3 separate regions of the Homo sapiens genome follow, and regions 1 and 3 are each linked to region 2. A link is an interaction called in ENCODE POLR2A ChIA-PET data of the cell type or tissue named here. Cell type or tissue: GM12878. All regions are shown on one strand. Each heading gives the region's core, and the rest is flanking DNA. Links, peaks and the distances in the headings are about the cores only.

Evidence for each region. ChIA-PET counts read pairs that join two places held together with the same protein. Peaks named below come from ENCODE experiments on the same cell type or tissue, not always from the same donor. Only the 100,000 strongest peaks of a DNase experiment are listed, where the experiment ranks them.
Region 1: POLR2A ChIA-PET joins it to region 2 with 11 read pairs; 5 of 35 experiments call an interaction of 5 or more read pairs at or near these places.
Region 3: POLR2A ChIA-PET joins it to region 2 with 21 read pairs; 6 of 35 experiments call an interaction of 5 or more read pairs at or near these places.

What each region holds. Positions count from the first base shown.
Region 1 is chr14:71,426,174-71,436,287 of GRCh38, reverse strand. The region is part of intron 2 of SIPA1L1 (signal induced proliferation associated 1 like 1); the gene reads right to left. Among named protein-coding and RNA genes, the nearest start is that of SNORD56B, 33 kb to the right of the region's middle. In GM12878, for the core only: no CTCF peak of the experiment used is centred there; DNase peaks (open chromatin) are centred at 5,177 and 5,517; H3K4me3 peaks cover 452 bases; H3K27ac peaks cover 3,926 bases.
Region 2 is chr14:71,549,992-71,560,105 of GRCh38, reverse strand. The region is part of intron 4 of SIPA1L1 (signal induced proliferation associated 1 like 1); the gene reads right to left. Among named protein-coding and RNA genes, the nearest start is that of SNORD56B, 160 kb to the right of the region's middle. RefSeq lists a silencer at 3,964-4,063 and enhancers at 4,484-4,543, 4,654-4,713, 4,874-4,933, 9,612-9,771. In GM12878, for the core only: no CTCF peak of the experiment used is centred there; DNase peaks (open chromatin) are centred at 4,315 and 5,575; H3K4me3 peaks cover 573 bases; H3K27ac peaks cover 6,408 bases.
Region 3 is chr14:71,493,252-71,503,365 of GRCh38, reverse strand. All of the region lies in intron 2 of SIPA1L1 (signal induced proliferation associated 1 like 1), which reads right to left. Among named protein-coding and RNA genes, the nearest start is that of SNORD56B, 100 kb to the right of the region's middle. In GM12878, for the core only: no CTCF peak of the experiment used is centred there; a DNase peak (open chromatin) is centred at 5,425; H3K4me3 peaks cover 665 bases; H3K27ac peaks cover 4,930 bases.

The DNA of each region.
Region 1 (10,114 bases), core at 1,202-9,201, 120 kb after region 2:
TGATCCAAAAATAAATTCATATATAGCAAAAATTACCATAAACGACAAAATACAAACCCACTGGAAAAAACTAGCAGCCCCTATCACAAAGTGCTAATTTCCTTTTTATATAAAAACATTATTTCCATAGATAAATTGGCAGAGTCAATTCACAGAAAGGGAAATTGTTCTTAAGCACACGATAGTATGTTCAACCTCACTTATAACAAGAGAAATGCACAGAAAAATAGTGATAAAATTCCATTTTTTCACCTATGAAATTTGCAAAATTGAATTGTTAAATCACACGCTACCTGCAAGGGGGAGGTAAAACACATACATTGCTGAAGCCAACAGACACATGAAAAAATGCTCATCATCACTGGCCATCAGAGAAATGCAAATCAAAACCACAATGAGATACCATCTCACACCAGTTAGAATGGTGACCATTAAAAAGTTAGGCAACAACAGGTGCTGGAGAGGATGTGGAGAAATAGGAATACTTTCTCACTGTTGGTGGGACTGTAAACTAGTTCAACCATTGTGGAGGACAGCATGGCGATTCCTCAAGGATCTAGAACTAGAAATACCATTTGACCCAGCCATCCCATTACTGGGTATATACCCAAAGGACTATAAATCATGTTGCTATAAAGACACATGCACACGTATGTTTATTGCGGCACTATCCACAATAGCAAAGACTTGGAACCCACCCAAATGTCCATCAATGATAGACTGGATTAAGAAAATGTGGCACATATACATCATGGAATACTATGCAGCCATAAAAAAGGATGAGTTCATGTCCTTTGTAGGGACATGGATGAAGCTGGAAACCATCATTCTCAGCAACCTATCACAAGGACAAAAAACCAAACACCGCATGTTCTCACTCATAGGTGGGAATTGAACAATGAGAACACTTGGACACAGGAAGGGGAACATCACACACCGGGGCCTGTCGTGGGGTGGGGGAAGGGAGGAGGGATAGCATTAGGAGATATACCTAATGTAAATGATGAATTAATGGGTGCAGCACACCAACATGGCGCATGTATATATATGTAACAAACCTGCATGTTGTGCACATGTACCCTAGAACTTAAAGTATAATTTAAAAAAAAAGAAAAAAGAAAAACACATACATTGCTGAGAGGAGTGTAAATGTATACAATGTTTAAGCAGGGCAGTTTAGCAATAAAGATACGAATATATTCTTCCACCCAAAAATGCCTCCATATAAACTGCATACTTGCAAGCTCAAGGATAGCCACTGTAGCACTGTTAATAATATCAAAAGATTGGAAACAACTTAAAGTCCATTATTAAGAGACTAGGTAAAAACTGGAATAAAACACAATGAAAGCATAGTACAGTATGCTACCATTTGTGTAAAAATAAATTTCTACGAAGCATACATATTGCTGGGCACAGTGGCTCATACCTGTAATCCCAGGACTTTGGGAGGCCAAGGTGGGAGGATCACTTGAACCCAGGAGTTTAAGACCAGCCTGGACAACATAGGGAGAGACTCTGACTTTACAAAAAAATAGTAAGTTAGTTGGGCATGGTGGTGCACACCTGTTGTCCCAGCTACTGAGGAGGCTGAGGTGGGAGGATCGCTTGAGCCCAGGAGTTCAAGGCCACAGTGAGCTATGATTGTCCCACCACACTCCAGCCTGGGCAACAAGGCAAGACCCTGTCTCAAACAAAACCAAACAAAAGAGCATACGTATAAATGAAATGTGGCATTTCTGGATTAGATCCTGGAAAACAAAAAGGACAGGAACAGAAAAACAGGTGAAATCTGAATAAAATTTATATAGTTTAGCTTCACTGTATTACCTTGGAATATTATTCCATGGACTTGTAACATCCATATGAAAACATAAAATTTAGCTTTTTAAAAATCTAATTACTTTGTGATTAAACTTACTTCATCTGTGATACTCATATCCTTCTACATATTGCTAATAAGAAACATCAAGAGTATATGTATTTCTTCAACACTTTTAAAATATATCCATTACTGCACCTAAACATACAGGACATCTGTCTCATCTACTAGATTTCAGGTCCTTAACAGTAGAGGCTGTCAAACTCATCTCTGTACTCAAAGAATCTGACAAATATTTACCACACAGAAAGAGTTCAACAAATGAAAGCCAAAATTAATAGGTTCTGGTCCAGTGATCCAATTTTTAATTAGTGAGAAATTTTGTATTCCAAATGTCTCAACAATTCTAAGGGTTTCCTTTGATCATTAGTCACAATCACATGGAAGAGAAAAGCAAAGGACAAAGAGAAGTGAAGTAATTCTCACTAAGGATTTAAGTGGGAAAATAGAGAGGCATTTTAAATATACTACCTTCCAACTTTCTAGACATTTTGCTCTGTGCTAGGGGCTGTAGAGAATATAAAGATAGATAAGATATAATCCTTACAATAAAGGTTGGGCATAATTCATTTAAAGTCAACATTTGAAAAGGTGAAACTATGAAATTGCCTTGGATTTTCAAGAATGTTTTCCATGGAAGGTATTAAAATCCTTTTCAATGAAAAGTGCCTTATTTTGCAATGTAAGAATGTGATAAAACTCCGATTTTGACAAAGTTTTGGTCTTCAATGATCTTTTCTCAGGAAAAAAAAAACTCATGGACAGCATGCTTAAGAATGTCCAGACAAGCACTAGGTGCAGTGGCTTACGCCTGTAATCCCAGCACTTTGGGAGGCTGAGGTGGCAGGATCCCTTGAGCTCAAGAGTTTGAGACCAGCCGAGGTAACATGGTGAAGCCCCGTCGCTACAAAAAGTACAAAAATTAGTTGGGCGTGGTGGCGCACACCCATAGTCCCAGCTACTCAGGAAGCTGAGGTTGGAAGATTGCTTGAGCCCGAGAGGTTGAGGCCATGGTGAACTGTGATTGCACTACTGCACTCCAGTCCGGAAAAGAGAATGAGGCACTATCTCAAATAATAATAATATCCAGACAAGAGTCTACCTTCAAACTCCATTGATAATCTAATCTTGCAAATATCCAAAATCCAAAAGATAATTCAGGAAATAGAGACTCTGAGTTCCCTGAACGGGTAAAAAGAATACTGCTAAGTTTCTCCCAAAGCATTAAGAGTGCTCTCTAACTCCAGAAACTCAGAGTTCTAAGCCTTAGCTCTAACACTATACAGCAGAATAACCTTGTCAAACCACCTGATCTCTGTAAATATCCATTCTCACCTATAAACAGATAACAAATAAGGTTCTTTCCAGATATAAAACTCTATTATACCCCTTTCCATTCACACTCTAAGCAAAAGATCTTATAATCCTTTCATACAAACACACACCAACACATGCATTTGTGCATGTTCAGTGGAAGAGCTACCTGTAACATTTACTTCCTATTTCCATAGCAGCCCAGCCACAAAAACAAAATAGTATTTGATTACAAATCAGGGGCATATAAAAGCAGTTCGCAAATGAATGTGAAAAGGATTTATTCAGTACTATGAAATTAAATAAAAATGTGCATGTTGTACAATCAAACATTCATTTGATTGTTCATTCTGTTGAGGTGCAGAAAACAATACCCCAAAATGAAGGTCTCAGAAGCAAACGCTTTTCTCTGACCTTCTCCTGCCCTCCTGTCTCTCAGTCCCACTCTCTGCTGAGGCTGACCATAGAAACTGGAATCCCTCTTTCCCAAGGCAGATCATAGAAACCAGAAATCCCTTTCCTCAGAGCTAGTCATAAAACATAAATACATTACTATAACTTTCCCTCCACCTTTCTGTGTAAATACTGGCCATAAAGAAATTATCTGACTACCTTGTGTGATTGTAGGTTGTTAGGCCCCCATTCTAGAGAAGGTTGTGCCTCAGACCCCGAGGGAAGGAATTCATGCTCAGAGAGGCCAACAAGAATCTAGATAGGCAGGCCAGGCACAGTGGCTTATGCTTGTAATCTCAACAATCTGGGAGGCCGAGGCAGGAGGATTGCTTGAGCCCAGGAGTTCAAGACCAACCTGGCAACATAGTAAGGCCTCATCTCTACAAAAAATAAAAAATTAGTCAGGCAAGGTGGCACAGGTCTAGAGTCCCAGCTACTCCGGAGGCTGAAACAGGTGGATTGCTTGAGCCCAAGAGTTTGAGGCTGCAGTGAGCTGTGATCACGCCAATGTACTCTAGCCTGGGCTACAGAGACAAGATCCTTTCTCAAAAATTAAAAAAAAGAAAAAGAAAAAAAGAAAGCAAGAAGCACCACCTAGACAGGCCCTGCTGAGTTTCCCCACTCAACTGATTACCATTTAATCACCTCCTTTTTGTCAAAGCCTATTTCTACACGGCTGTCTATACTCTGTTGAACCTAAGCATAAAAATAGACAATTTCCCTGTATCTTTGGGTTTTCATTTTGAAAGCTTCTGTGTACACACATTAAATAAATTTGCATGCCTTTTCTCCAATTAATCTGCCTTTTCTGAGTTGATTTTCTATCAAACCTTCAGAGAGGCCAAGAGGAGCCCTCCCTTGGCCCTTATAGTTCATTCATGTTAAGGATTATGAAGTCCAACTTGGCTTTCATGTGATTTATTTTTATTTATTTATTTATTTTCTAGACACTATCTTGCCTCTGTTGCCCAGGCTGGAGTACAGTGGTGCAATCACAGCTCACTACAGCCTTGACCTCCCAGACTCAAGCAATCCTCCCACCTCAGCCTCCCAAGTAGCTGGAAGTACAGGCATGCTCCACCATACCTAGCTAATTTTTGTATTTTTTTGTAGAGACTAGGTCTCACGATGTTGCCCAGGCTGGTCTCGAACTCCTGGACTCACGCGATTCTCCTGCCTCAGCCTCCCAAGTGCTGATATTACAGCTGAGAGCCACCACACCCAGCCTCATGTAATCTTTTATGTACTAGTTAAGTCCACATATAACTACTTCTGTGAGTTATCTTTAGGAGTGTATACTGCTACTTGACATTTTTACTTTATTTGCCTCTTTTCATAGTGTGGAAGAAAGCACAGTAGGGGAAAGTTGCAAGAATATTCACCCATATGAAAAGATGTGAATTAGCAGTGGGTGGTTTTCTTCTAACTTATTTAACATAATCCTTAGCTCTGGACTACTAGCTTGAAAGCTGATTGTATGAAAAGCAGAACAAGGATCTGTGAGTAGGAGTTAACATGCTAAAAGCATATCGTGCATTTAATTATCTCATCAACTGAAACTGTCCCTTTCAAAATACACAAATAACACTGCGCTGCTAACAAATTTGTTCTCAAGAAGTTTTTTTTCCCTAAATAACAAAAAATATAAGTGTATATGTATATCTATATAGGACCTTTATAATAATATCAATAATAGGTCCTTCACATTTCCACAGTGAAGGATAAAACTGAGTTGATCAGGATTTGAAATACCCATCTTTAAGGATGAACTAGAAAAGCCTCCCTGAGGAAATGAATTTGAATGTGTTTCAAAGGGAGGGCAAGGTGACTTGACAGGTGGTGAAAAGAAAGAGAAATTGCAAGCAAGGAAAATGCCCTGTGCAAAAGCTGCCCCTGTGGTTTCTCAAGAAGCAGAGTCGCAAAGTGATCCCACAACTGAGAAAGATATTAGTTAAGCACAAACAAAAGGGAGAGAAGCTACACATTATGTGACACTCAGCCTCAGTTTTCTCATCTGTTATAGGAGAAGGCTGGATTAAGTGATTTCTCTGGTCCCGTGCAGCTTGTTTCCTATGAGGCACTGCACTGACAACCTCATGCTCCCAAAAACCCTGCTGGGCTCCTGGCTTATTAGCCCCATTTGTTAGATGAATAGAGTGAGGCTCAGAATACTGATGAGATCTCCAGCTAGAGGATTGTAGAGATAAAATGGAACAGACGTAACTATTGTGGAGAAAGAAGTGGCATATGAAGACTGATAACTTCAAAAACCAAAGCTTCTGAAAATAATTTATTGATAAAATAAGTATTACAGTTTTTTATTTTCTTAAAAGATCAAAAGGAAGAAAGAAATATTCCCCATCATACCAGACAACCATGCAAAAAAAAAGGAAAAGAATAAATACCATTCTTACTTTGAAACCAACAGTCCTTTAAGGGAAACTAGAGGAGGTGGTGTGCCTATTTCTGCCCAGCAGTAGCTCTCATTTAATTATGTATTCCCTCTGCCTGTGGTGTCCATAATGAGGTAGGTGTGATGCTGAATATACAACACATCCCTCAGCCATTAGAACACAGATTAGCAGTTAACTGAAGAAGTCTTCCAAACTTCAGAAGCACTTAAGACAACCCTCACACCTAGCTTTACCCCCAATGCACAGATTGTAAAACAAGGTGTTACTTTTACATAAAAGCTCAATGGTAATTATAGTAATTTACCTGCAATTATTCAACAGCAGAATTCTTTATTTCTAAATAAATTCACATCTGATAGCAAAATACAGTGCAATGAATAAAACTAGCCTTCAACTTCAAAGCCAAATATTATAAGCTAATGAGATCTACCTATTTGTAAATATACATCAGGTCTTCAAACACAGTTCCTATCCTGTACCATTTCTCCACATATAAACATATAGGACTAAAGAACCTATCCTCTGCTGATGGAAGCCACTTAGATAAAGCAATTCGAGAGTGTCTATTACAATATCCCATGACCTGACAACTGCATAGAGAAACATGCCCATATACACAGAGCCAAGGACAAGGATGTTGCCTGCAGCCTTGTTTATAATCAGGAACTATCAGAAACAATCTAGAAGTTCAGCAATGGGAAAAATGAAGAAAAAAAAAATCAATCCCCATGACTAGGCAGCAGTTAAAAAGGATGAACTGGGATTATATGAACCAACATGAATACCTATCCAAAGCCAGTTGTTGAATAAAAAAAAAAAATTACAGATATTAAATACAATGGCAATTATGTGAAGTTTCTAAAATACAAAAATACAATGCTTTTATATTATAAATAAAAATAAAAGTACCAAATCAACAAACTGTTTACCAGTGGAGAGCAAGCCAGAGAACCAGGACGAGGGAAGTGGGGAGGAAACAGGCACTCAAACCTTATAAATGGACTAATTTATTACTTCTATTAAAAAATTAATCTTGAAAAAATGTCCCACAAAAACAAAATGTTATCAAGTGACTTGGGATTAAATAATACGGTGAAATAAAAATAATATCTCAGCAACTATTACTAAATTAAAATGAAATTGAGGAGCAGGTTCTGGGATGATCACAGAGTAGCAAGTATCAGGAATCTGTCTTCCCGCCCAGACAATAGATGCACTGGCAGAATCTATCCAAAATAATTATTTTGGAGCTGTGGAATCTATGGAAAACTTGCAACTTCTAGCAGAAAGCCTGAACAGTTCATTGAGGTTATTTTCATTTAATTTTGGCTCTTACCGTAGTTGCAGCTACCCATCATCTACCCCAAGTCCTGGGGCAGGTAGCTGGGCACACATTTCCTAGAGTAGTTTGCACACAGCTGGCAAGAGCCAGGATGGGCAAAAAGGACCCTGCCCTCTAAATATCAGGGATCTGTGCTCTAATGGCTGACTGCTGCTTCTGATCACAAAAGTGCAAAGAGGCCACTGTTGTTGAACCTCCCCTCTTGCAGGAAGCCCCTCCTTTTTGACCAAAGGGACTTCAGGGCATTTAACAGGCCAGAGCCCTTCTCCCCAACCCCCATTCAATTTTCTCTTTACCCCTTTTAAGGGCCAGACATTAAAGACTAGGCCATTCAAAAGCAACCACATATATGGGGAAAATTAGAACGTGACCATGCATGGTCAGGGAAAGGTGCAGACTCAGAAAATATCTGAAAAGACCTTAAATTTACACATCAGATTGATCATCAGCACACAGACAGCCTACAATAAAAATAAAAATAAAAATAAAACCAGTAAAAAAGAAAAAAAAAACCGCAAATCATAAGGAAGGGGGAGAATCTGATTTCCAGAGTTGGCACATTATGAGATTAAAATGTCCAGTTTTCAGCCAGGCATGGTTGCTCATGCCTGTAATCCCAGCATTTTGGGAGGCTGAGGTGGGGGGAATCACCTGAGGTCAGGAGTTCGAGACCAGCCTGGCCAACATGGCAAACAAAACCCCATCACTACTAAAAATACAAAAATTAGCAGGCACAGTGGCACACACCTATAGTCCCAGCTGCTTGGGAGGCTGAGGCAGGAGAATCGCTTGAATCTGGGAGGTGGAGGCTGCAGTGAGTCAAGATCACACCACCGCACTCCATCTCAAAAAAATGAGACTCCATCTCAAAAAAAATAAAAATAAAAAAATAAAGTGTCCAGTTTTCAACAACAACAACAAAATCACAAGAAACACAAACAGGAAAATACTGCCCATTCAAAGGAAAAAATAAATTAAAAACTGACCCTGAAAAATACTTGTTGGCAGATTTACTAGACAAAAACAACCATGTTAAAGATAAACAAAGAACTAAAGGAAGATGTAGAGAAACTTAAAAAAAAATTCATAAGCAAAATGAAAATATTCATAAAGAGATGCAAAATCCAGAAAAAAATTTTTGAAGTTGAAATGCACAATAGAAATGAAAAATCCACTGAGGGAATCAAAGGCAGATTTGAGGATGCAGAAGAAAGAATCAGTGAACCTGAAGAGAGGACAATGAAAATGATCAAGTCTGAGAAACAGGAAGAAGACTGTAGAAAAGTGAGCAGAGCCAGGGGACCTATGGGACACCATCAAGCTAAGCAACACATACATTGTGAGAGTTCCAAAAGGAGACAAGAAAACTCAAAGAGACCCCCATTGATACACATTATAATATCTTTCTAAAGACAAAGATAGAATCTTGAAAGCAGCAGGAGAAAAGCAACTCATCACATACAAAGGATCCTCCTAAGATTATTAGCAGTTTTCTCATCAGAAACTTTGGAGGCCAAAAGGCAGTAGGAAGATATATTCAAAGTGCAAAAAACAAACAAACAAACCTATCAACCAGAATGTTATTCTGTCAAAACTGTCCTTCAAAAGTGGGTGCGAAATGAAGACATTCTCAGACAAAAAAAAAAGCTGAGAAAGTTGACTACCATTAGACCCGTCTTGCAAGAAATGATAAAAGAAGTCCCTGCAGGGTAAAAATAAAAGGACACTAAAAAGTAACTTGCAGCCACATAAAGAAATAAAGACTTCAATAAAAGAAAATGCAGGAGCAATTATAAAAGTATCATTGTAAAAACAGTCTGTAACTGCATTTTTTGTTTGCTCTGTGATTTAAGAGACTAAACTTTCTCTAAAAATTTAGTCTAAAAGGTAGTGCTATTAGTTACAATGCCACATTTTGTTTTCTACATGGTTTAAGAAATGAATGCACTAATCTCTTATTAGTTCATTATTACTTTATGTTTTTGAGCACACAAGGTATAAAGATGTAATTCTGTGACATCAACAGTGAAAAAGGTGGTGCCTGAACTATTAGAGGAAGAGAGTTTATGTAGTTAAGCTGGTATAAATTCAGGCTGGGTGCAGTGGTTTACAACTGTAATCCCAGCACTTTGGGAGGCCAGGGCAGGCAGATCATTTGAGGTCAAGAGTTTGAGACCAGCTTGGCCAACATGGTGAAACCCCGTCTATACTAAAAATACAAAAAAATTAGCTGGGCATGGTGGTGCACGCATGTAATCCCAGCTACTCAGGAGGCTGAGGCAGGAGAATCGCTTGAACCTGGGAGGCAGAGGTTGCAGTAAGCCAAGATCATACCACTTGCACTCCAGCCTATGCAACAGAGTGAGACTCTGTCTTTGGGAAAAAAAAAAAAAAAAGAAAGAAATTCAAATTAGGGTATTATGACTTTAGAATGTTAAATGTAATTCCTATGGTAACCACAAAGAAAATACCTACAGAATACAAACAAGAAAAAAAAAATTTTAAAGGTTTCACTAAAAACAAACAAACAAACAAATACAAAAGTCAACAGTTAATGCTAGAAATAAGGAACCAAAAAGCTACAAGGCATGTAGAAAACAAATAGCAACATGACAAAAGTGCCTCCTTATCAGTCATTACTTTAAATGTAAATGGATTAAACTCTCTAATCAAAAAAGACAGAGAATGGTAGAACAGATAAAAACAACC
Region 2 (10,114 bases), core at 676-8,675:
AACAGAAGTTTGCAAGTAGAATGAAGAAACGAATGAACACATTAATGGTAGGTAGATTACAGTAGGGTCTTAAGATGCATCTTTAAATTCAGTTACAATAATCAGAGTCCACTAAAAAATATACAAATATCTTACATATGGAGCATAAATTTAGTGTGTTAATGAAAAAGTCTCACTCCCCCAGCCTATTTTTCAATGATTATTCAAGGACAAGTTTTCCATGTCAAGTCCAGTTCAGTAACATGAAGTGAAACTTTATACAAAAAAAAAAAAGTTTATATAATTCTACTTTGAATGGGAATAAACTTATTTTTTCAATAGTTAGAAAACATGCTTTTGGAAATTTTAAGAATTACATTTTAATTTCGTAGAAAAAATGCAGAAAAGTTTTTATTCTGTTCACAACCATAGATCAGGTTAAAAGCATACTCATGATAAATCAGGAACCAGGTCAAAATCTTTTGGCTTTAAAAACAATTGTTCTTTTTATTACTCTATACTTATTTGGCAGGTAAAGAAAATGTTACAGTGTTTCACATAACATCTCTATGAGACCCTTACCACCATAAATGATAAAATCATGAATGCTTGACAATATTTTACAACAATCCTGGCATAAAATTTTTCTGGGAGAGTCCAATGCCACTGGGCAGGGGAAAATCTATAAAAAGTACCTATTATTAAGAAAAGTTGGAAAAACTTCCTTTTGATGCCTTTCTCTACAAAAAGTAAAGCTGAGGCTGGGCACAGTGGTTCAAGACTATAATCTCAGCACTTTGGGAGGCCGAGGCGGGCAGATCACCTGAGGTCAGGAGTTCAAGACCAGCCTGGCCAACATGGCGAAACCACCTCTCTACTAAAAATACAAAAATTAGCTGGGTCTGGTGGCGCATGCCTGTAATCCCAGGTACTCGGGAGGCTGAGGTAGTAGAATCGCTTGAACCAGGGAGGCGGAGGTTGCAATGAGCTGAGATAGCGCCACTGCACTCCAGCCTGGGAGATAAGAGTGTGACTCCATCTCAAGAAAAAAAAAAAAAAAAGTAAAGCTGAAATTACGATTGAGTAGAAAATGAAAATGTTGACATCTGCTGCTAGTTTGCATGCATCAAAATGCTTCGGCAAGGCCAAGTGCCCTGGCTTACACCAGTAATCCCAACATTTTGGGAGGTCAATGCAGGAGGATCACTTGAGGCCAGGAGCTTGAGATCAGCCTTGGCAATACAGCAAGACCGTGTCTCTACAAAAAATAAGAAACTTAGCCAAGTGTAGCGGCGTGCACCTGTAGTCTCAGCTATTTAGGAGGCTCAGGTAGGAGACTTGGTTGACCCTGGAGGTTTGAGTATATAGTGAGCCATGACTGTGCCACTGTACTTCAGCCTGGGTGACAGAGCAAATCCTGTCTCTAAAAAAACAAAAACAAAATGCTTCAGGAAATTAAAAAGAGACTCCCAGATTATCTAGATTCACAAACTAAACCTACATCAGCAAACTACCTAAGTGCACATATGCCCGTTCAACAGCAACCACGGCTTTCACCAGCCTTCCACGCCATTTCTGATTACAGTTCTGGTTACAGCCAAGTGAAAACAGAGAGAGTGGTTAGCTAAGGCTCTTTAGTAACCTTCTCCCAGGAGAGAAATCTACCTTGAAACATGATGGAGCTCTCCACTGTCTGTAGTTTCCTACTGTCTCCTAAAAACCTATCACTCTTGATGTTATCCAGAAAATTAATGGCAAAGGTAAACCCAGGTTCATCTTTAGAAAAACAATGCTCTCTATATAGTCATGAGATCACCAAACATCTCATACAATGGCTGGTAAATTCTAGGTACTCAAGCAGAAGTATTTCTTTTTCCTATAATTTTAAGTCCGTGCCCTGATATTCACTCAACAAATATCCATTATTCCATAAATATTTGAGGCATCATTCTACATGCTGAAAATACTGCCCTAAAAATGTTTATATTTACTTTGAGAGACAGACAATAAACAAACATATGATGTAAGAGTATCACTACATACTTAGGCTTTAAATTCAATAAAATATTTTTTTACCTATGTCACCTGGAATGCCAACAAGAATATTACTTCTAAAAGTGAGTTTTTGGTGTAAAAATCATGAGACAACTGATTTAAGTATCACAAACCAACACTTAATAATTACCTACGATGTAAGTTAGCAATATTCATTTTCCAGCAAATTGGAAGCATTTTCACTTCAATGGATTTATATATTTCTAAAAAATTGAACTTGTACAAATTAGAAATATAGCAGTTATCACCATAAACTATGTTGGCAGTCAACTTGAGCCTAATGCTACAATCCATAACTATCACAGGAAAGTAAGGTAGGTTTTTTTATATCAGTTACATCTGAAAAGAGTCACAATTTCTGGGCCTCTTAAAGTATGAACTCACATAGGAGTCAATCATGACTAGTTTAATTTTATTTTACTTTGTTCATTTTCATATTTGTATTCAATAAGGTACTTTCGCAACGATCCAAATGTAACAGAACCACAGATTAACACAGAATTAAACAGGCACTCACATCTCAAGTACCACATCAAAGCCAAAAGTTAACAATTAGTGCAAGTGGCCCCTTTGTGCAGAGAACTACAAAAATACAACCTGTAGTAACCATGATCAGCAGCAAAGTGCTCCTAATTCTCAAATAGTGGATTTCTTTTCTTATGAAATTAATGGGTGGTAAGGACTTAGTTTGAAATTAATAAAATATCAGGGAAAAAATGTGATATCTAATGGGGAAACATTTTCCATGAGCAAAACTAATGAAAGAAATCACAAAAGAAAACATTGACAGATTTGGGTACATGAAACTTTTAAACATCTGTACATTAAAAGGCAAACCAAATACTAGTTTAAAAAATACCATAAATACAACGCAGACTGAATACACTGAATATATGCAAAGATTTGTGAAGGAAGATAAAATACTAAGATTCCAAAAGAAAAATGGGAAAAGAAGTATTAATGGGTATGGTGTTATGATAGCTATATTGGTTTTTGTCCACAGTTCCTAGCTCCTAACTCCCACAGTCCTTGTTATAATGCTGGGGTACTTTAGGCCTCAGGAAACAGAATCTCTCTCTCTCTGACCTCCTGTCCTTTCACCTGCCCAAGGCAGGGCTCTAATCTGATTGTGGATCAAAAGACACTCATTCCAGAGAGTCCTGCTCCATATCCTACGGGAAGGAAAGCTACACAGAAAGGCCAAGAAAAGTCTGAATAGACAGGCCTTGCTGGATTTAGATAATGTGCTTTTTGTCCAATCACATTTCTACACGGTTGTCAACCAGGCCATGTAATAAAACCTCCTTGTATAAAAACCCAAAGGACCAGGTTTGAAGAGCTTCTGGAGAGGTGAACATGTAGAAGTTCTTGGAAGGTGGCACGCCAAAGGAGGGCACGGAAGCTCCGTGCTCCTTCCCTGATACCTTGCCCTACACAACGCTTCATCTGAATCCTTTGTAATATCCTTTTAAATAAATCAGTAAACATGTTTCCCTGAGTTCTGTAAGCTGCTCCAGCAAATTAATTAAACCCAAACATGGGGTTGTGGGAACACCAACTTAAAGTTGGTCAGTCAGAAGTCTGGAGGCCTGGATTTACCAATGATGTCCAAAGATGTAAGGGGCAGTCTTGGGGACTGAGCCCCCAACCTGTGGAATCTGACACTATCTTAGGGTGGATAGTGTTGGAACTGAATTGAGAACATCCAGCCAGTGTACGCTGTTTGGCATGTGGAGAAAAAAACCCACAGCTTTTGTCACAGAAGTGTTTTCTGTGTTGATGATTGTCATGGTGGTATGAAAGCAGAGGAAAGACACGGTTTGAGAGTTTTTCTGAAACAGTAGGCAATTCACAAAAGAAAAAATTGGTTAAACATTTGAAAAATGTTTCTGTTCAATAAATACAATACAGGCACACCTCATTTTATGGCACTTCACTTTATTGCACTTTGCAGGTGTTTTTTTTACAAATTGAAGGTGTGAGGCAACCCTGCATTGAGCAAGTCTGTCAGTGCTATTTTTCCAACAGCATGTGCTCACTTCCTGTCTCTGTGTCACATTTTGGTAATTCCCACAATATGTCAAACTTTGTCATATTATTACATCTGTTTTGGTGATTTCTAATCTGTGATCTTTGATGTTACTACTAATCTTTTGGGGAATGCCACAAACTGCACTCACAGAAGACGGCAATCAATCAACAAATGTCAAACAATCAACAAATGTCGTTTGAGTTCTGACTGCTCCACCCACCAGCCATTCCCCATCTGCCTCCCTCTCTTTGGGCTCTCTAGTCTCTGAGACCACAACACTGAAATTAGAATGGCCTCTAAGTTCAAGCGAAACTTGAAAGTGAAAGGAAGAGTCACAGGTGTCTCATTTTAAATCAAAAGCTAGAAATGATTAAGCTTAGTGAGGAAGACATTTGAAAGTTGAGAGGCTGAAAGCTAGGATTGTACCAGTTAGCCAAGTTGTGAATGCAAAGGAAAAGTTTTTGAAGAAAATTAAAAGTACTACTGCAGTGAACACATAAATGATAAGAAAGCAAAACAGCCTTACTGCTGAGATGGAAAGTTTTAGTGTTCTGGAGAGAAAGAAGATCAAATCAGCCACAACATTCTCTTAAACCAAAGCCTAATCCAGAGCAAGGCCCTAACTCTCTTCAATTCTATGAAGGCTGAGAGAGGTGAAGAAACTCAGAAGAAGAGTTAGAAGCCAGCAGACATTGGTTCATCAGGTTTCGGGAAGGAAGCTGTCTCCATAACATGAAAGTGCAAGCTCACCAGCAAGTTATCCAGAAGATCTAGCTAAAATGATTGATAAGGTGACTACAATAAACAACAGATTTTCAGTATAGATGAAACAGCCTTCTCTTAGAAGAAAATGTCATCCAGGACTTTCATAGCTACAGAGGAGAAGTCAATGCCTGGCTTCAAAGGTTCAAAGAACAGTCTGACTCTCTTATTAGGGGCTAATGCAGCTGGAGACTTAAAGTTGAAGCCAATGCTTATTTACAATCTGAAAATCGTAGGGCCCTTAAGTATGCTTTAAGAAAAATAAGAGGTATTAATTTTTATAAAATGTGCTCATTAGCTACTGGAAGAGTGAAATTGTTGTTTTTTTTTTAAATTAGGAATATGTATCGAGAGCCTTTAAAATGCTTACATACTTTTTTTCCCAGTTATTTTATTCCTGAGTATTTTTTAAGGAAACAATTCAAAAGACAAAATTCTGTGCAAAAAAAGGGTTCATCACAGCATTATTTAGGATAGCAAGGAGCTATAAACAACCTAAATGCTCCCAAACTATGTTTATAGCAATAAATATTATAAAAAGTGTGGTAGCCCAAGTGTAGCAGATCAGGGGAACAAGAATGAAATTCCCAAAACCTCACCAAAAAATTTTATGAAGAATCAAATCACAGGATGTTGTAATTTGTGAACTGTTATCTTTTTCTTATCAATATAGAAGTTAACAACAACAACAACAAGCTCTCTTTATACAGAAGGTCACCTGTGGGAAGTGTTACTCAAGAATGCTGAGAACATCTTCGGTTTCACAGTGGGGCAGAACTGACAGGGAGCTAAAGACTGAAAGCAACAGAAAAAGAACATCTTTTCTCACCAGCCTACATCAGAAAAGCAGATACATTTTTTTAACTTTCTTCTTTAAAAATCTTTATATTTTTTATTTTTAAGTCTGTGGTGTTTAAGTTGCACGATTTTAAGGTCATCTGCTTTTAAATTCAATATCATGGCTTCATGTGTGCAAAGAAAGCAGTAATACTGTTTAAAAAGAAATGAGGAATCTAAACTTCCTTAAATTAACATTTGAAGGTTTGAGCACAGTGAAACCAAGGTTCAATATCAAGACATTAATTTGTTCAGAAAAAAAAATACTGTATCTTAAACAGAAAAAAATCTCTAAACTACCTTTGCTGAACAGAAATAACGTATCAGTACCATGTTCCTACAAACTAACAGAAGATGCTACAGGTCGTAAATATTAAGAAAGAAAACTTTTTTCTCTAATTTTATATTCATTCTTGCTACATTTGAAAGGACTGAACGGAATATTCCATTCAGATAGGCCAAAGTTCAAAGTCTGTACCTGGATGAGGACATGAATTTCAAACACAAACCACAATCTGAAAAATAGTCTGTCTCTAGTTACTTTATACAAAACACTATGCTAAGGTCTCAATTTAAGAAAGCTGACAAGAATTGCATTTATTCAATGAATCAATCAGTTCTACACTAAAAACTAGGTTACATACATTCTGATATTTGTTTTCTATATGAAAAAAAAAGAATTGTATATGATGTAGAGTAGCCCTACCTAAACAATACAATGGGATCTCTGAAGCACAGAAATCTATAAAATGGGTTCAGGCCAAGGAAAAAGTCTCCTTCCCTACACATTCCTGGTATATTTTACCTTATCTCAGAATATCAATTCACAGGTCTGTTCAAATTATACTGTTAGCATTTCCTAAGAAAAAATAAGCTCTGAAAAACATGCCTTTCCTATCTTGACATCCAATTAAAACATTCAAACTAATACCCTATTTGGCTGACTGAGGTAAGGAGGAAGAGAAGAGAGGAAAAAAGAATGCAGAAGCAAAATGTTTTTTCCTCTTCTGTCATTACTGTTTTTAACTTAACATGTCTCAAAGTGTTTAGCTCCATGGTGATGGGAGCAGGCGAAAAATATAGAAACACTGAAAGAACAAATTCCCCCAGAATATTTTAGGGTTCCTAACACAAAGTGTACTGTGGAATTATAGAAACATACAAGTTGAAAATAGATTCTTATAACTTAGTAATGGTGGAAGATGAACAATCTTTCCTTATAATAGCTTTTAAAAATCTGCTACATTCACCCCACCAAAAAAGCTGAGCCAGATTTCTATCTGATTTTTTAAAAATTATTATCTCTCAGTATAAAGGAAATAGAAGAAAAAGTATTCATTGCTTAGAAGAGTGGATTTCAACAGGGGAGACTCTGCCCTCCAGAGTGACACTAAGCAGCATTTGGAGATATCGGCAATCTGAACTGAGGAGGCGCTATTGGCATCTCGTGGGTAGAGGCCGGGGATGCAGCTGAACATGTAATTCCACAGCCCTTCACAACAAAATTATCTGACCCCAAATGCCAGAGTCCTAAGGTTGAGACCCTGGTTTAGAAATACTTTCGACACTGAAATGTGCAGATTTATAACCACTCAAGTTCCAAAAGACAGTCCCTTAGGTCAAAGTAAGGAAGGAAGGCTCCAAGGCACTCGGTAGTCCCCACAGACTGATGTATGGAATGACTGAACTTTCATACTAAGGATACAAACTCAAAAGCTGCTGCAGGAGAAAAGTTCAACCATTCAATAAATTACCAGCTTAAAAGAAACAGGATCCCAGCACTCTGGGAGGCCGAGGCGGGCGGATCACAAGGTCAGGAGATCGAGACCATCTTGGCTAACACGGTGAAACCCCGTCTCTACTAAAAATACAAAAAAAAAAATTAGCCGGGCGTGGTGGCGGGCGCCTGTAGTCCCAGCTACTCGGGAGGCTGAGGCAGGAGAATGTCGTGAACCTGGGAGGCGGAGCTTGCAGTGAGCCGAGATTGTGCCACTGCAATCCGGCCTGGGCTAAAGAGCGGGACTCCGTCTCAAAAAAAAAAAAAAGAAATAGGGTATGGGAAAATACATTTGTAAATAAACCTAAAATTTTAGCTAACATAAAATCAGTATAACCTATTAAATGAAGATAATATCAATGATATTCTGTACCTTTTGTGGTAGTAATAATAGCTATGGTACAATTAATTTCCACTTACTGGTTCTTGCTTGCTAAAACTTTCAAGATCTCAAAGTTTTAATTAAATGGCTTAGGATACATTTATTCTTTACTACAATTAATAATATTTTCTGGCCCTTGTTCTGTGAACTGTCCTAAAGCCTGGGGAAAGGATGGCGGGTACAGCAATCAAAGCCATCACTCTTGAGGGGCTTACAGTCTAGTAGGGGAGAGTGAGAACAAGCAAATCAATAAACAAGATAAACGTCAGATGGCTAGAAGTGCCATGCAGAAAATTAAAATATAGTAATATGATCAAGAGTGGCTGGCTGGCTGGCTACTTTAAACTGATTTGGTCAAGGAAGGCCTCTTTGTGAAGTAGTCATTTAAGATAAGATGACTAAATGTCATGAAGGAATCAGTAACACAAAGCATGAATGTTCCAGGCAGAGGGAAGAGCAAGTGGAAAGACTCTGGGACATGAGCAAACAGCGTGTCCAAGGTAAAGAGTGCCAGTGTGGCTGGAGGGGAAAGGGAAATGACCCAGAAAAGAAAAGACAGATGGTGTGGGGCTGTGAGGAAGCTTGCAGGGCCTGGTATGGGGTTGGACTTTAAGAGCAACATGAAAGGTTGCAGGTTCCACATCACTGTCTCATGACATAACGCAGCTCAAGATCAAACCAGCTTGCATTAAGGTGGGATCAGCAGAGATGCAGAGAAGCAGACAGAGTTGGACACTTTTGGTAGTAGAGCCAACTAGGCATACTGATGGATTAGATGTGGTTAAGAAATATGTTACTGATGGGTTTAGAAAGAGATGAATCAGGGATAACTGCTGAATGCTTAGCTTGAGCAACTGGACAGATGATTCTCCCAAGGAATTTCAAGTGAGACAGAAACAGGTTTAAGGACTATAAATAGGGAGACTAGCCATCCTGGTTTGCCTGGGAAGAAGAGGTTTCCTAGAATGTGAGACTTCAGTGTCAAAACCAAGAAAGTCCCAGGAAACAAGGATGAGCTCATTACCCTAGACACACATCAAGGTTTTTGTTTTGTTTTTCAGCTCACTACAGCTTCCAATTCCTGGGATCAAACGATCCTCCCACATCAGCCTCAACTGATTTGGTCAAGGAAGGCCTCTTTGCAAAGAAGTCATTTAAGATGATATGACTAAATGACTAAATATCATAAAGGAATCAGCTACACAAGGCATGAATGTTCCAGGCAGAGGGAAGAGCAAGTGGAAAGACCCTAGGATATGAACAAACAGCGTGTCCAAGGTAAAAAGTGCCAGTGTGGCTGGAGAGGAAAGGGAAATGACCCGGGCACTAGCTGGAACTAGCTGTAGCTGGGACTACAGGTACATGCCACCATGCCCAGCTAATCTTTATTTTTTGTAGAGATAGAATCTCGCTTTGTTGCTCAGGCTGGTCTCAAACTCCTGGGCTCAAGCAATCCTTCTGCTTCAGCCTCCCTAAGTGCTGGGATTGCTCATAATTCTTTGTTGACCATGTTAAATTAGTGATGTCTATTGGACATAAAGGTGGAAATATCAGAAAAGTAATTGGAAATACAAGTCTGAAGAGTTGGATAAGCAGAGTTAGGAACAAGAGAGGCATACAGAGGATATTTCAAGTCATGCAACTAGATAACATCGCTTTGAGAGAGAAGAGAAACCAGCCCAGAACGGAGCTGTCTTTCTCTTTTTCACAGATAATATACTGAAAGACATCTGCCTCAGTCTGGTTCTCCATCAACACACTCACTGCCCTTCAGACTTGAACTCCATGTTTTGACTCTCACTTTCCAGATCTTACCAGAAAATCAGAAACACCAAGTAAAATTCACATTTCAGATGTTTTCAGTGAGCTAACAAACTGCTTTGCTTATAACTTCAGCTCTAGACTACTCCACACTATACCTTTTCTGAGGTCCTCTCCTAAGAGTCACAGAGAAACCCAGCTGCATGGAGCAAGTTTATTGTCCATCATTTCCCTTTGGCTTTTTTAAACTTAAAAAAAAATTTCTGTTTTTGAGACAGTGTCTCACTCTGTCACTCAGGCTGGAGTGCAGCAGCGTCATCACAACTCACTGCAACAAACTTCTGGGGTCAAGTGATCCGTCCACCTCAACCTCGCAAGTACCTGGGACTACAAGTGCACGCACCAACACACCTGGCTAATTTTTTTGAAAATTTTTTGTAGATACAGGGTCTCGCTGTGGTTTCCAAGTCTTGGCTTCAAGTGATTCTCCTACCTCAGCCTCCCAAAGTGTTGGGATCACAGGTGTGAG
Region 3 (10,114 bases), core at 683-8,682, 57 kb after region 2:
TATTGAGGACAGCAGTTTACTCAGAGAACATTTAAAAGTGACTGAATATACACATGGGTTCAGCATCAAAACAAAAACAGGTAACATGCCAGAAAATTCCATCATGACCTTCTAGTTGTATAACTTTGTAATTTACTTTCACATGCATTGTTCTTAGGATAAAATGAGCTATACTATTAGATATAAGAACTCCAGATCTTCCCATTTTTAAATAATACTATCTACACCATTTGAAGCTAAACTCAGACATACAAACTTCATCATGCTAAAATTTATCAAGCACATTTTTTCAATAGAGGTCAGGGACATGATGACTACAAAATTTCATGTTACATCATACAAGAATTGCAACTAACTGTCCTACAGCAAGGGGGGACATGCATAAGAATTCAAAACTTCTGGAATTTTATTACTAAGTCTTTTATAAAATATGGAGATAATATTTTCTGATTATTTAATATAAGGAATGCACTATGCTAGGAGAAATTTAAAAAGCAGCTCCTGTCCTTAAGAAAATCAGAGTATAACAGGGAAAGAAACATAAAGAACTTCATTAACATGTGGCAGAACACGGTGTTAGAGGAGTCTTACGAGAACACAAGGATGATAAAACTGAGAAGTATATTAAACCATAACTACATTTGCACTAATGTAGGTGAAAAATAGTCTCTCTGGATTAAATGGGTCACTAGGAATAAGAGTATTTTATTTTAGTTATCTGCAACATGTTTTAAATGTTGACAAGTTTTCATATTTAACATACTCTACCCTAATAGCCAAAAATTTTTGTTTCTGGGCTTTTAAAATACTCAAGATTCTAGGCTGGGCATGGTGGCTCATGCCTGTAATCCCTTTGGGAGGTTGAGCCGGGTGGATCACTTGAGGCCAGGAGTTTGAAACCAGCCTGGCCAACATAGTGAGACCCTGTCTCTACTAAAAACACACACACACACACACAAAATTGCCAGGCATGGTAGCATGTGCCTGTAGTCTCAGCTACTCGGGAGGCTGAGGCATGAGAATCACTTAAACCCTGGAGGCGGAGGTTACACTCCAGCCTGGCAACACAGCGAGACTCTGTCTCAAATATATATATATATATATATATATTTTTTTTTTTTTTCAAGTATCTCAAAGGCTCTCATGATAGTAAAACCAAAATAGCCAAATAAAAGCATCAGTCCATGAAGGTAAAATGGTTTTTAAGAACAACCATGGCTAATACTGAAGAATTCTAATTACTTGTTAGCATACCAGGCTACAATATGACACACAGAAGAAAAAAAAAAAAAAGCTATGTTCAATGAAGATTTTTTTTTTTTTTTTTGGAAACAGGGTCTTACTATGTCGCCCAGGGTAGAGTGTACTGGCAGTTCACAGCAGCCTCTACTTCCCGGGTTCAAGTGGCCCTCCCACCGCGGCCTCCCGAACAGTTGGGACTATAGGCACATGCCAACATGCTCAGCTAATTTTTGTATTATTTATTTATTTATTTATTTTGTAGAGACGGGGTTTCGCCATGGTTTGAGACCCAGGCTGGTCTCAAACTCCTGGAAATCAAGCAATCCTCCCACCTTGGCCTGCCAATGTGCTGGGATTACAGGCATGAGGCCACTGTGCCCAGACTTCAATTAATTTTTTAATGAAGCTTTTATAAAAACTGAAACGTACAAATTCTACATGTACATCTTTTAGAACTTTCAGAAACTGAACCGACCACTGTAACTACTACTCGATCAGGAAAGAGAACATTACCAACACCTCAGAAGCCACCCTCATAAGTCCTCAGTAACCTCCAGTGCTAACAACCATTTTGACTTCCAGCACCACAGATTAGTTCTGCCTGTTTTTGTATGGTCACTTTACAACATGGGAAAAGCAATTTATTTAAATGGGGTCAGAGAATATGTACACTTTCTTATGTCTTCTTTTGTTTCACATTGTGAACTTCATCTTTGTTGCTATGGAAAGCAAAATACTACAGAGGATTTCACCATTTATCTTTTTTCTTCATATATATTTATTTTTATTTATTTATTTATTTTTGAGACAGGGTCTCGCTCTGTCACCCAGGCTGGAGTGCAGTGGCTTCAACATGGCTCACTGTAGCCTCGACTCCTGGGCTCAAGCGATCCTCCCACCTCAGCCCCCCAAGTAGCTGGGACCACAGATGCACACCACTGCACCCAGCTAATTTTTAAAATTTTTTATAGAGATGACGTCTAACTATGTTCCCCAGGCTGGTTCAAACTCCTGAGCTGAAGCAATCCTCTTGCCTTGGCCTCCCAAAGTACTGGGATTACAGGCCTGAGCCGCTGCACTCGGCACCTTTTAATGTTTTTGTTTTGTTTTGTTTTTGGAGGCGGAGTTTCGCTCTTGTTGCCCAGGATGGAGTGCAATGGCACGATCTCGGGTCACCGCAACCTCTGCCTCCCGGGTTTAAGCAATTCTGCTACCTCAGCCTCCTGAGTAGCTGAGATTATAGGCATGCGCCACCATGCCCAGCTAATTTTGTATTTTTAGTAGAGATGGGGTTTCTCCATGTTGGTCAGGCTGGTGTCAAACTCCCGATCTCAGGTGACCCGCCCGCCTTGGCCTCCCAAAGTGCTGGGATTACAGGAGTGAGCCACTGCACCCTGCCCCCTTCTAACTTTTGATGAACATTTTGTTCTATTCTAGTTTGATGCAAGCACAAATAATGCTGCTATAAACACTTTTGGCATATTCTTTGGGGCACAGATGTGTGTGTTTCCATTGTATCTGTACACCTGGTAGTGGAACTGCTGGGTCAAAAGTTCTAGCAATTTTACTCCCACTAGCAGGGTGTATAAGTTGCAATTTATACTTCCACGAGCAGAGCTGTCCAATTGCTCTACACTTGGAGTTATCTTTTTCATTTGTTCTACTGGTAAGAATATAATAATACAACTGTGGCTTTAATTTGCGCTTCCACCATATGATTTTGAGGGCCTTTTAAGAGGCTTATTTTATTGTCCAAATGAGCATCTTCTTTTGTGAATTGCTTCTTCAAGTCTTAGATCTTTGGCTGGGGGAAGGCAAGAGGGAGGGAGTGTCACGCTTTTATTGATTTGTAGCTCTTTATGTATTGTGGTTATGAGTGCTCTGTTGGATGTATGTGTTGCAAATATTTCCTCCCACTCTGTAACTTGCCTTTTTGCTCTTAATTTTTATTTTGTTGAAGAGAAATTCTTAATTTTAATGTTCAACTTATCAATGTCTTCCTTTATCTAGTTAATCTCAATGACACTCAAACACTACGTCCAAATGTCAAAAAAAGGAATGTTTAGACTAATTCAACTAATATTAGCATGTTTATAATAGATATTTTAAAGAAGTTTATGCAAAGATTTTAATTTCTAACAAATTTGGCATAATTGCTCAATAAAAAAGAACCTTAGGGCTTATTTTAGTGAAAAATGGTTAGGAACTGAATCTCTGGTTTCTGGTGGGACACATATCAATGACCTCCTTCTCAATTAAACGATTTTAAATTTCTATTCTCATTCAAACAATTTTGCACAGTGGCTCTTAAAGACAGGTTTTGCTTTAATATCATGAAGAAACTGAGAATCTAAGTAATGTGAAACAAAACAAATCAAAAAAGCCCCCCAAAACAAATTACACCCCTGAATATCTCATTACTAAAATTAGGGCAATGATTATTTAGCACATCAATCACCTTTTTTTTCCTTTTGCTAATTTCTATTGCTATCCTATTTCACATCCTGAAATGAGAACCAAAAATAACTGAGGAAAATAAAGCTGTTAGATTGATAATTTAAGATATGATATTTGCATAACAAATTACCATATTATGATACAATTACATATTCCTTAAACAAGAACTTGCTTGACAGGATGAGGCATGCAAAGCAGCAAAGTACTTTAAAAACTTGAGAAAAAATCTGGTCAACAATACGCAAGCAGATGTTGTGCTTATATAAATTACATACATAGGAAGAGTTTCCTTTTCTCTCTCTGTATAGATATATACATATTTTTGAGACAGGGTCTCACTGTGTCATCCAGGCTGGAATGCAGTGACACGATCATAGCCCACTACAGCCTCAACCTCCGCAGGCTCAGGTGATCCTCCCACCTCACCCTACCAGGTAGCTACAGGCACGTGCCACCTCCTTTTCTATTTTTATAATCTTTGATTAAACTAACAATCTACTAATCAAGTTTTATTTATAATAAAAGCATCAAAATGACTTGATGAATGTGGGAAAGAATCAACCCTGCAAACCATGATTTAAATGTTTCTTTTATGCAATAACAACTTGAGGAATATACTTTTTCTTGTCACTTGTTAGATTAGTGTTAATGACAAATCATATAAACCCTATCATTTGAAGAATCTGAAGTATCCTAATTTTCCCAAAATGCTTTTCAGCAAAAGTATGCAATACTACATCATCAAAAATTAATAAATTAATATAAGCCTTGTAAAGAACATTTGATAACCTATGGTTAAACAGCACAAACAAAAAGCCTACTTCATCCTGTCCTGACTAGTCACAAACAGTAATACCTCACTTATCAAGAAAGCTCCATCTGAAAAATTCTACTCACCACATCACGGACTAGAAAAAGCAGCAAAAGAGTTGGTAGGCAAATTACATAAAGAAAAAACAAAAACTACCCAAACTCAAGATTGTTCAACAGCATCCATATAATTCTGAAAATAGTAGAATATGTACTGCATGGAATACTGTTTATTCAGCTCATAGACAATGCTCACTGCACACACAGATTCACACTCACAGACTCCTCAGATGAATTTCAGGGCCCCCAGTTTGGAGGAGCACTAAAACAGATGTTACAGAGTTTATGTACTTTCCTTAGAGAAGAGCTCTTGGGGAATTTACTGAGAAGCACTTCACTATTTTTTTTCAAACATGATTCTTATAGCCTTATTCATGATCATTTCATAAAAGCAGTAAACCAAAAACCGAATGGAAGTGGAAGCACTGCCAGAATCAGGCATGCTAACAGCAGAAAAGGAATGCCTGAAAGAGACATAAGCAGCCTTACACCACTCAATAGTCATTGCTAGCTTCCCTGTAATTTCAAACCCATATGAAAATTACAGTTCATACAATGACTTTGTTATCAAGAAAAGATTGTATTTTTAAGTGTACCTAAAATAAGATTTCTCAGAAAAGGTTAACATAGCAAATTTAAAGCTTAAAGAGGACACTCCACCAAAGAGGTACAAAGATAGCAAATACATGAAAGATGTCTGAAACCACCATTAGCCATTAGGGAGATGCAAATTAAAGTCATAAGAAGATCCCACTCACACCTATTAAAATGGCCAAAATTTAAAATGCTGGCAATACCATGTAGTGGCAAGAATGGGAAATGAGAACTCTCCAACATTGCTGGTGAGAACGAAAAATGATACAGTCACTCGTGAAAGTGGTTTGGCAGTTTCTCATAAAGCACTTACCCTATGACTCAGAAATCATGCACCTGGGCATCTATCCTAGAGAAATGAAAGCTTACATTAACAGAAAAATCTGGACACAAATGTTCATAGCAGCTCTATTCACAATCACTCAAAACTGGCAACAACTCAAGTGTCCTTCAACAGGTGATTGTATAAGCAAATTGGTATATCCACACAATGGAATATCCTGAAATAAAAAGCAACTACTGATACATGCAACAGCTTGGATGAATCTCAAAGGCAAGCTTAGTGAAAGCAGCTAGTCTTGGAAGATTATATACTGTATGGCTCCACTTATATAACATCCCAATTTATTAAGTTAAGTGACATTCTTTAAAAGAAAAAACTACAGGAATGGATGGCAGATCAGTGGTTGCCAGAGATTATAGGTAGGCAAAGAGGTGACTATAAAGGGGTAGCATGAGGGAGTTTTAGGGGGTTACAAAACTCTTCTGAATCTTTATTATAATGAAAGTCACAAAAATCCATACATGTATTTAAATTCCTGGGATTGTATATGTGTATGATCATTTAGAACGGTATGGGCCAGGTGTGGTGGCTCACATCTGTAATCCCCAGCATTCTGGGAGGCCAAGGAAGAACGATCCCTTGAGTCTAGGAGTTCAAGACCAGCCTGGGCAATATAGCAAGACCCCATTGTAATAAAAATAAATAAAACTGTAGGATCTTTTTTTTTGTTTTTTTGTTTGTTTGTTTTTTGAGATGGAGTTTTGCTCTTGTTGCCCAGGCTGGAGTGCAGTGGCGTGATCTCAGCTCACTGCAACCTCTGCCTCCTGGGTTCAAGTGATTCTCCTGCCTCAGCCTCCTGAGTAGCTGGGATTACAGACACGCGCCACCATGCCCAGCTAATTTCTGTATTTTAGTAGAGGTGGGGTTTCACCATGTTGGCCAGGATGGTCTCAATCCCCTGACCTCATGATCCTCCTGCCTCGGCCTCCCAAAGTGCTGGGATTACAGGCGTGAGCCACCGCGCCCAGCCCAGGATCATTTTTAAAGGATTCTCTTTTTAGTTTAAGATAAAAACATTACTGGAGAAAAAGAGGGACAATTTATAATGATAAAAGGGTCATCAGTGAAATATAATAATTAAAAACCTACATGCAACCTAACAACAGAGCACCAAAACAAATGAAACAGAACTGAGAGAGACAATTCATTAATAATTGAAGACTTCAAAACTCCACTCTAAATAATTGACAGAATAACCAGACAAAACATCAGCAAGGGTATAAACACTAGACAGTATAATTAACCATACTGACTTAACTGACATCTATAGAAAACTTCATCCAACAACAGCAGAATACACATTCTTTTTAAGGTCCAGGTTAGACCATTTGCAATGTCACAAAACAAGTCTCAAATTTAGAAGGATTGAAATAATATAAAATATGTTTGCTGATCACAAAGAATTAAAATCTACAATCAAAAGAAATTTGAGAAATCTCCAAATACTTGAAAATCAAACAATAACATCCAAACAACCCATGGGTCAAAGAAAAAAAAAATCACAAGCAAAATTAAGAAATATATTTATTATCATCATTAATACAATTTTTATTTTTAGACATGGAGCCTCGCTATGTTGCCCAGACTGGCCTTGAACTCCTTGGTGCAAGTGATCCTCCTGCTTCAGCTTCTTGAGTAGCTGGGACCACAGGCATATGCCACCACACCCAGCTCAAAATTTTAAAATACCTTAAACTGAATAAAAACAAAAATACAACATGTCAAAATTTATGGGATGCAGCTAAAGCTGTGGCTAAAGACAATTTTATAGCTTTTTTTTTTTTTTTCTTTTTTTTTAAGACAGGATCTTGCAGGCTAGAGTGCAGCAGCAAGATCATGGCTAACTACAGCAGTCTCAAGCAATCCTCCCAACTCAGCCTCCCAAGTAGATGGGACCACAGGCACATGCCATTAAACCCAACTGATTCTTTTTTTCTTTCTTCTTCTTTTTTTTTTTTTTTTTTTTTTTTTTTGTAGAGATGGAGTGTCACTATGTTACCCAGGCTGGTCTCGAACTCCTGGCCTCAAATGATCCTCCCACCTTGGCCTCTCAAAGTGCTGGGATTACAGGTGTGAAACACTGCTCACAGCTGAGAATTTTATAGCTTTAAACTTAAACCTATTTTAGAAAATAAGAAAGATCTCAATCGTCTTCACTTTAAGAAACTAAACAGTAAAGTAACCCCAAGCAAGCCAAAAGAAAGAAGTTAAAGTTTAGAGCAAAACCCAATGAAACTGAAAACAGAAAAACAGTAAAAGTCAATAAAACCAAAAGCTGGTTCTTTGAAAAAGTAAATAAAATAGACAAAGCTTTATTTAGATTGACCAAGAAAAAAAGAAAATTATCCCCCCCAAAATTACCAAAATCAGGAATAAATGAGGGAGCATCACTATTGACCCTACAGTATAAAATATAAATATATTTTAAATATATAAAAGAAAATATAAAAACAGTATGCCATCAAATTAGACAAATTAGATTAAATGGACAAATTCCTAGAGAGACATAAATAACCAATACCAACTCAAGAAGAAACAGAAAATCTCAATATACCTAAAACAAGAAATTGAATTACTAATTAAAAATCTTCCCAAAAAGAAAATACCAGGACTAGATGGCTTCACCATGGAATTCTATCAGATACATAAAGAAACAATGCCAATTCTTCACGAACTCTTCTAGAAAACAGAGAAAGAGACAACACTTCCCAGCTCATTTTATATTACCACAATACTAAAGCCAGACAAGAGCATTACAAAATAAGAAAACAATGAACCAATATTCCTCAAGAATTTACAAACAAAAATTCTCAATTAAAAAATCCTCTGTCTGGGTGCAGTGGCTCCCACCTGTAATTCCAGCACTTCTAGGAGGCCAAGATGGGAGGATCAACTGAGCCCGAGAGTTCAAGATCAGCCTGAGCCAGGCGCAGTGGCTCATGCCTGTAATCCCAGCACTTTGGAAGGCCAAGGCAGGTGGATCACGAGGTCAGGAGTTTGAGACCAGCCTGACTAAACATGGTGAAACCCTGTCTCTACTAAAAATACACAAAGTAGCCAGGCAAGGTGGTGCACACCTGTAGTCCCAGCTACTCGGGAGGCTGAGGCAGGAGTAACCAGCCTGGGCAATATAGTAAGGTCCCATCTCTACAAAAAATTTTAAAAATTAGCTGGATGAGGTTGCGTGTGCCTATAGTCCCAGCTACTATTGAGGCTGAAGCGGGAGGATCGCTTGATCCTAGGAGGATGAGGCTACAATAAGCCAAGATCATATCACTGCACTCCAGCCTGGGTGACACAGTAAGTAAGACCCTGTCTCAAAAAAAAAAAAAAAAAGAAAAGAAAAGAAAATCTCAATTAGATACTATGACCAAACGGGATTCATCTTAGCAAGTATGGTTTAACATCCAAAAATCAATTATTATAACCTCCAAAAGTCAATTAATTTAATACAACATATTAATAAAGGACAAAAAGCCACACGATTATATCAATATATACAGAAAAAGCACTTGAAAAATTTAATTCAACACCACTAATGATTTAAAAAGAAAAAGAAAAAAAGCCTTAGTAAACCAGGAACATAAGGGAACTTCCTCAGCCTGAACAAACATCATACCAACAGTAAAAGACTGAAAGCTTTCCCTCTAACATCAGGAACAAAACAAGGACGTCCACTGTCACCATTTCTATTCAACAATCCAATGAAGATTCTAACTGTTACAAGAAGGCAAAACAAAATAAAACAGAACAAAAATTAAAGGCATCTGAATAGGACAAGAAGGTGTAAAACTGATAACCTTCCAAAGCCTCAATTGTAGAGATTTTTCAATACTCACACAAGCACTACCCAATCAGAGAACTCATGTTTAAAAGCAAAAGCCCCTGTGCTATTGCATGGTAAAGACTGAACCACGGAGTCCCTTCGGGCTGGCCTGCCCACATCATCAGTGATCAGGAGTATAAAGTTCCTTCATAATATTAAAAAACAAACAAAATGCTGAATCTATCCTTTAAGGAGTAATAAAAACAAATATTTGCTGAATTAAAATTTATTCATAAAATATCTGACGTTTTCCAAATATAAACACACGTTAATTTTCTTAATCCATTTGAATAAAATCATATAGACTTTATAGTATCAGCTTCACTGCTAACAGAACATACATAACCTTTGTTCCACTGACTGCTTTTAGGTAAGAAACAATAATCCAAGTTTCCAGCCTGTGCTATATATTCTGATGAGGGATACTTTGGTGATGATACTTTGTCAAAATACTTTTTTTGTTGTTCAACATTATGTCCTTGGAGAAACATAATGAAAGTCTCCTCAGTCACTCTGGTTAATCAATTTAATTGTTTCTCTAGAAGTCACATCCACAAAAATAATTGAATTTGTATTGTTCACAAACATAGCAGTAAAACAAGACCTCCCATCTGCCCAAGTAGTTCTTCAACAACTACTTTCGCCAGGTGCAATAGCTCACACCCGTAATCCCAGCACTTTGGGAGGGTGAATGGGGAAAACTGCTTGAGCCCAGGATTCAACACCAGCCTGGGTAACATGGTGAAACCCCATCACTCCAAAAATAAAAAAAACTGGGGGCG